Regions from separate parts of the Homo sapiens genome. Here region 1 is linked to region 2. A link is a loop called in an ENCODE intact Hi-C map of the cell type or tissue named here. Cell type or tissue: K562. All regions are shown on one strand.

Region 1 (4,000 bases), 200 kb after region 2:
TGTGACCTCCGCCTCCCGGGTTTGAGCAATTCTCCTGCCTCAGCCTCCAGAGTAGCTGGGACTACTGGTGTGTGCCACCATGCCCGGCTAATTTTTGTACTTTTAGTAGGCTCTGGGTTTCACCACATTGGCCAGGCTGGTTTCGAACTGCTGACCTCAGGCGATCCACCCACTTCGGCCTCCCAAAGTGCTGGGATTACAGGCATGAGCCACCATGCCCGGCCTATTGAGCGTCTTTTGTGTGCAAGTCATTGTTTAGGTATTTGGAATCTGGTGAACAGGAATGATAAACTCTTTTCTCATAGAGCTTACATCCAAATAGAGATAAAAAGTATTCTATATTAAGATGCCAGCAAGTAAAAAAAAATAAGATAATTTCAGATTATGATTAATGCCATGAAAAGAATAGAACAGGACATCAGGATGGAGAAGTGATAGAGATGGGAGGCAGCTTCTCCATGAACTTTGGTTTACAAATATCTCATCATTTTGGTTGCCTTCCACCACAACAACATGCATGGACTTGGCACTTTTAACATATGATCTTATGGTGAAAGACTTCTGATCTGCTAATGTCCTCTGTGTACATAGGGAAGTATGGAGCTTCTTAGTTATGTGGGAGATGAAGCTGTCTGAACTACATCAGTGAGGGAACTATTAAAGAAGGAGACACAAAAATTTAGACCTTTTGCAGTTATCGTTAGCCGCAGTATTCTCTTGCTCAGTGTGCTCTTCTTACAGTGGGATGAGTAGTTGCCATATTTGGACAATGTGCTTCCCTTAGTGCAGCTCCACATGTAATCAGCTGTTCCAACAACAGGTCACCTTAGCTTTGTAGTGAACTTATTTAGGTCTAGATCTCACCTGTTTGGAACTTGGAAAATCAGTTTATTGAACATAGTTGCAGGGCTTTGCAGTTATTCCTTACTTACTCAGCACTTCCTTCTACTTTAATGTGATCTTTTTCTAATGTTTTTAATAGATTTAGAAAGCTTATGTTCCTTGTTGTCTTTAAAGTTAGCAAAAATGATGTATACAGAAGAGTACCTAGGCAAAACTTAGTAAAAAGCTTTCTTCTAAATTGATTTTTCTTTATTTAATTAGCACATTTTGAGTAAGGCCATAGGTCTACCTCAAACTGTACCTGAACCTGTTAATATCTAGTTCCCATTTTTTCCCCTTTTGTTTCAAATATTTTATAAAATGTTTGCTAAAGACAGTGAAGCATAGGCTGGGCATGGTGGCTCACGCCTGTAATCCCAGCACTTTGGGAGGCTGAGGCGGGTGGATCACTTGAGGTCAGGAGTTTGAGACCAGCCTGGGCAACATGGTGAAACCCTGTCTCTACTAAAAATACAAAAACTAGCCAGGCGTGGTGGCACACCCTTGTAATCCCAGCTACTCAGGAGGCTGAGGTAGGAGAATTGCTTTAATCTGGAAGGCGGAGGCTACAATGAGCCAAGATCACGCCACTGCACTCTAGTCTGGGCGAGAGAGCGAGACTTTATCCCCGCCCCCGAAAAAAGAGAGAGTGAAGCATAATGGTTTAGCCTGCCCTCTAGAGTCAAACTGAAATTTTTTATTCATCACTTGTTACCTGTGTAATACTGGGCATGTTACCTAACCCCTCTGACCGTTGGTTTCCTAATAATTGTATTGGCTTTATAGGGATATGTGAAATAATGATATATAAATCATCCCTCACAATGTCTGGCATATAGAAAAGTCCAATAAATGTTAGCAGTAGCAGCTGTAGTCATTGTTGTTCCTGGCCCACAGAAATTAAATATAGTCTATTTTGGGCTTTCCAGATCTAAAAACCCTTTAAATGCATGTGCACACACACAAATATATACACAGCTAGTTTTCTGCCATTTATTCTTAGGGATGGACACAGTAAAAACATCTTTATTTTTTACATCTTATATGCCATCTGTCTAGAATTTTACTAGATGAAGCATCAATGTTACCATCTCTGAAATCCATATGTTCTTATTGAAAGCTTAAAATTTGTCTTCTCTGTAGTCATTTATCATCTTTTCAGGGGTCTACAGTTTCTCAAAGATTAATAATACTACCAGATCTTCTAGTAGCTACTTTGATATTTCTTTGTTTGAGCCTAGTTAAAAAAAAAAAAGACATGGGTATGAGAGGCTGAAAATAAAGTTGAGAATTGCCTGGGTATTTCACTTAGCCATGATTCTCAGGTCTTTGTTAGACAAAGAGTAAAATTATCTATACCAGGGAAGAGAAATAACGTTTCTACTAAATAAATGTAAAAGTAACCACTAATAAATACTAAATAACAGAGCTACTGTATGACAAGTACTGTAAATATATATTCATGTTATATAATATGTTTAATCCTTTTAGCAACTCCTTTTCATAGGTGAGAAAATTGAGCATCAGTATTTAAGTATCTTGGTTATCACACTTCTACTAAGTGGCGGAATCTATAGAATTTGAATCCAGCTTTGTCTGACACCAAAACCATATCCTTTCTACCTAATATATGCTACCTCCCCTACTATTTGGCAGTTAACGTTATACTGACATGTATATTAAACTGAAACTATATAAAGAGAAGCTAATAAAGGCTTTTTTGCTATAGAAGATATTTCTAGAGTCAGAGAATTGATGAGGATCCATGAGTAAACTTGGCAAATTTCCCTCAATAGGAAAACGTTAGCATTTTAGAAATATTATAAAATCGTGAAATCTTAGGGTTGAAAGAAACCTTCTTGATTATAAGTTTTGTTTTCTGGTCACATAGCAATTATATATGGGATTATATTATAAAGAATTAATTTTATTATTGCTGTATCTGTAATATTTTGAGACTTAAGATAAATTATTGCTTTTGTTTACTTATTTATTTACCTTATTTACTTCTTTATACCACTGTATTTTAACAGTTTCTTTTATATTGTATAGTCTAATGGTTACACAAACATTTGTGTGTAACCATTAGGATAAACAAATAGAGATTTCAGAATTCTTCCACATGTAAGTGATGCCCTAGTACTCTAATTTATAATAGAGGGATTGTTATGGCTTATACTGAAATACTAGAAGAGAGTTTTGCTTGCAAGACGTGTATACACATAGGCTGATTTCATATTAAGTAATTCTGCTTTATTATAATAATTCATCCTGATCATTGTTCAATAATGGATTCACATTCTACCTTGGTTTTGTGATTGTGCTGGTGTTGTAGTATAAATTATAGTTATTATGCACTTCAAATTTAAATGTTATTGATAAGTAAAATTAAACACTTTCCATATGACAGCGTGGGCAGATATTTTTGTGTAGTATGAAACAGTGAATTTCAAATAGTAGTTAATTTCTTAAACTAATATTGAGCATTATATCCCTAAAGATAAAAAAGTTTAAACCCAGAGAAGAAATCATAGACACTACATCTATATCTACCTCTTTCTCTCTCTCTCTCTCTGTAAAATCATTCCAGTTTCTTCTGCTTAGAACAGTAAGTTCCATGGGGCAGGGACTTTGTCACTTTCCCCACTGTGTTTCTACCACCTAGTGCAGGATGCCATACGTGGTAGATGTTCAGTAAATATTTGGGGGCAGACTGTGTTGGCTTTGCAGATAAGTGTTATACTAAAAATGAGGGGAATATTTTTGCTTTTGAGTAGATTACACTGCTAATCATTTCAGAGTTTTGCTTGAATATTTCTGGGGGTTTATGTTTTTCCTGCTCTGAATTTCTAGATGCCATTAGCAAAATGTTTTATACAAAAGTTAAGAACAGAACGTTTATATTTGTGTTAAGTATATGCTTATGTGTATTTATGTTCATGTCTTTTTATCTATTAATAGAAAAGTGCAGCTGTTACTGTATTTTGTCTTATCAATTGCTAAGGGTTAGGTAAGTGTTGCTTTGATTTGTAGTCCCAGGTAATAAGTTTAAATCTTTGTGCTTATATATAATTGTATATGAATATATTGCTGACAAGGGAAATTATTTTGGTTATCA
Region 2 (4,000 bases):
AGAATGAAGTAGTGATACAGCAAGCAGAATATAATGATTAGAGTTGTTATAAGCACACAACTCAATTTGCAGTGAGTAACATGGGCCAACACTGTTGGAAAATAAGGATTTCCATGAGCCACTTCTATCTCACATTGATTTGGGGGGATACAATCATTATATATACATTAGAAAAACATCACTTCTAAATGACAGTGATCATATCAGATCATGTAGTTTGATCATTTGGAGAGTTCAGTGATGTGCCTCTTTTGGTAGCAATTTTGCTTCAGTTTTCAATTTGTGCTTGCCGGCTTGCAGCACAAACTATATAATGAGAAACTGAAGTGATAAGAACCATACTGTGTAGCATGGGTGATTGATAGTACCTTTCCTTGTGTTATTTTCTTGAGGAAAAGATATCCTAGACAAGGAGTACTGAAAAAATCACCCAGGGACTCTCTTCTTCTCATGAAACAGTTTTTTAGTGTGAGTTGACATCACTAAATTTGATGGACAGTAGAATTTGAATTGTTTATTATTTTTTGACTGCTCTAACTTGATGTTAGACCATTCTGAGGGTCTTTTGCTGGATTTACTTAGTACTTATTTTTACTTTTGCCTTAGCAAGTTGTTACAGTTTTATTTAGGTAAAAACTCAAGTTACTATCTTGAAGTTGCCTAGATGTCAGTCTGATTTGGATGTTTTATTCTCTTATGTGAATTAGTACGTTTATGAACTTTTACAGCAAAATAAAGAATTTTAGATGTTATAATAATTTCTCTTAGAGGATATCATTCCTCCCTTTCCTGAAAATGGGAATAGATTAGTGGGATGACCCATATTCTGCATAACATTTTAAAAGCTACCCTGTGAGCTTACTCACTTGTCCTTTTTGTGTTTTCTTTTAAGGCAGTAGAAGGATAACTCTCTTTTTCCATAGGAAAACAGGTATTACTTACTTATACAAAAGTACTTTCATTATTCTCTGTTAATGATTTCATGTGACAATTGATAGAAAGCTATTGGCATTTTCAGGTGAATAATTTGGGGAGTGGATAACTGGAAGCTTCTATCTGACTCTCAGCCTTTGAACTGAAACTTGTAATCAGGACAGAATTTTCAGCATCTTTTCATTGCTGGCTTCTGTTGGCACCCAGTGGGGAGAGGCGGCATCATGGTTTAAGTATTAAATGTGGATGTAGTACTATTACGTTTTTAGCATTGTATTTTAAGAAATACTTTTAAAATATGAGCAATGAAAACATATATTGTTGTCTGTAATGTGTTCTCATAAGTTGATTGATTCTAGATGTTTTGGAGCTCATTAAAAAAAATTCCAGTTTGAAGTAATTGTAGATGCACAGGAAATTGCAATAATAGTATAGAGATGCTCTATGTGTGCTTCCCCATTTCCCCCTATGGTAACATCTTACATAACCATAGTACAGTATCACAGCTAGGAAACTGGCATTGGTACAATTTGCAGACCTCTATTGCAGCTCTTTTTGAATCCTTTTATAAATCACAGTATACTTCTATAATATAAACATTTAATTTATTGGTTTAAGAAATTTGGATATGTAGCCTGGCTGCTAATTAGAAGAGATTGGGTATTTTAACCATATCCTATCCAGTTACCAGGTTATTGCCCCTTGGCTCCAAATCTGTCCTCTTAGCTGATCTGCATTAATGGAGCTTTAAACATTTCTTCTTTGCAGCAAGCACAATATTAAATTATGCCAGTAGAGGGTGTTGCAGGGACACTGCAGGAAGATGGGGTTTCTTTTGTTTCTGATGTGTTACATTTATTGTTTTCTTGCTCTTGCTTATTGTAAGATCCAGGGACATCCAGTGATGCTGTGCTTTTGCTGATGTTTGGTTCAACCCAGCTGTGCACTCACATGCAGTCCCTCCGTGAGCTCATAGCTTTGGTTCTGTCTCAGTGAGGCCCTCCTACAGCCTTCCTGACACAGACACTGTGTGCCCCAGGCCTCGTACCACCCTGCCAGTGAGCTGACTCTGGAAGCCCTGATTTCCTTTGCCCACCTGCCTGCCAGCCTTTGCTGGCTGCAGCCCAGAGGGTTTCCTGCGTGCCTGTGGTCTAGCTTTGCCTGGGCAGTCCAACAAACTTCTTTGCTATTCATTGGGCTGTAATCCTGCCTTCTCCAGTGAGGTCTGAATACCACCTTTGGTGAAAGGACCCAACTTCCACGTTAGTTCTTCTTGTGGTACTCTCCCTTAGCTTTAGGGTTAAATTCTCTTTGTAGTTACTCTACTATGACAGTTAATAATTCTTTATAGTAAATTTTCCCTGTTTAAATTACTGTGTTTTCTGTCCTAATCAAATGCTGACTTACAGTATCTAATTGAATTAATATCTAATGATATTAAGCAGTCCATAAAGTTTCTGATATTTTTCCAGGAAAAACAAAACAAAAAAGTGGTTATTTTAGATAATCTTTTTACTGTCACAGTAATGGCAAGGAAAAAACAACTATTATTTCTACCGTATGTTTATTTCCATTCCACGCACAGCCTTTTTCTTACTAAAGCAAGAAACCCTGCAAAGTAGATTATCTTTTATTTACTTTTTTTTTTTTAACGGGGAGTAGGGAGCTAAAGCATTTTATTTTGCCTTGCTATGAGATCTAGCTTATAATTGGCAACACAAGTATTTGAATCAAGACCATCTTGCTATTCTTCCTAAAGCCTTTTCATTTGACTCTTCTGTATGACTTTCTTTCTTTTTTGGGGGGCCGGGGGATGTTTACAGGGGTCAGTATTAAGTACCTATAAATAGGATATGATTATTTTATTTCTTTAGTAAATATTGTTTAGTTACTAATATTTTATCCGTATTTGTAATAGTAGCATAGTTGTTTTATTCCCTTTTCAAGATCTTTGGATCATTTGAAGGGAAGAGGGAGGAAGACTTAAAAATGTTATTTTTTTTTTAGTAGGACTTTAAGCAATTAATTAAAAGTTAAATATGTCTTATAGGTGAAATTTTGTATTTGTGCTTTAAATATTTGATTTTTAAAATTTTCAGCATATTTTAATAAATTTACTCATTCTTTTTATTTCCCTGGTATTTTTTAAATTTTGAAGTTTTATATATTTAGGTGAATTATTTCATTATTCCACTGTACTACAAGAAACTTAATTCTTTTATAATATGAAATGTCCCTGCTTTTAAGGCTAATTTTCTACTTGTATACTCTATTTTATTCCATTTTGACATCTCAAAGACATTGTTTAAGCAGTCTTTCTTCTACCACACTTGCTTGTTAGATTAGCCCATCCAGTCTCATGACTTTAAATATATCTATGACTGGATGATTCCAAATGTTTTTCTCTGACCTGAGGTCTCCAAACTTATATATTCAACAACTTCAGATCTTCATCTGGCATCTCAAAGTTAATATGTTCAAAAATCAAACTAAAAAATCAAGTTTGACACTGTCCCAAACTTGTTCCTCCTGTAATTTCTCACAGTCTTTTTAATTTGTAACTTGATCTTTCCAATTATTGTAGATGAAAAACTTGGCATTTTCAACTCCATTTTCTCTCACTCTACATCTAATTCTTCATTAAATCATATTAGTTCTACTTCCAACTATGTAAAGAAAGAAAAACCCTAGAGGAAAGGGATTAAAGAAAAAATACGAATAGAAATGGGAAAAAATATAGACTGTAGATAAAAGAAAAAAATTAGAAAAAAAAACAAAAGAAATGACAATCGAGAGAAAAAGAAATAGGAACTCCAAGTCTAATCACTAGTTTTCTTATTTTATCAAAAGTTAATGTAGGTACTTTTGCTATAAATTTTCTCATAAAATTGAATTCATCATTTTTTGCCCATGTTTTGTTCAACCCTATCTACATGTGTTTTATGAGTGATAATCAGGAATCAGTAGCCTGCAAAATGAGCCTTTATGAAGGAGAAAAATGGACTTTTGTTAATCAGCTGTAGCTGTACAGGGGAAGATATTCCTTTTCTTTATGCTTTTAGATGTT

What was found. Hi-C counts contacts between places; a loop is a spot of excess contacts. Peaks named below come from ENCODE experiments on the same cell type or tissue, not always from the same donor. Only the 100,000 strongest peaks of a DNase experiment are listed, where the experiment ranks them.
Region 1: a loop joins it to region 2, with 2.5 times the contacts of the local background. A loop is called at or near these places in 4 of 110 quality-filtered maps.

Annotation. Positions count from the first base shown.
Region 1 is chr1:174,465,276-174,469,275 of GRCh38, forward strand. All of the region lies in intron 13 of RABGAP1L (RAB GTPase activating protein 1 like), which reads left to right. Among named protein-coding and RNA genes, the nearest start is that of GPR52, 19 kb to the left of the region's middle. In K562, a CTCF peak has its summit at 1,559 (motif pointing left); no DNase peak of the experiment used is centred here.
Region 2 is chr1:174,261,140-174,265,139 of GRCh38, forward strand. All of the region lies in intron 7 of RABGAP1L (RAB GTPase activating protein 1 like), which reads left to right. Among named protein-coding and RNA genes, the nearest start is that of RABGAP1L, 100 kb to the left of the region's middle. In K562, a CTCF peak has its summit at 1,729 (motif pointing right); a DNase peak (open chromatin) is centred at 1,732.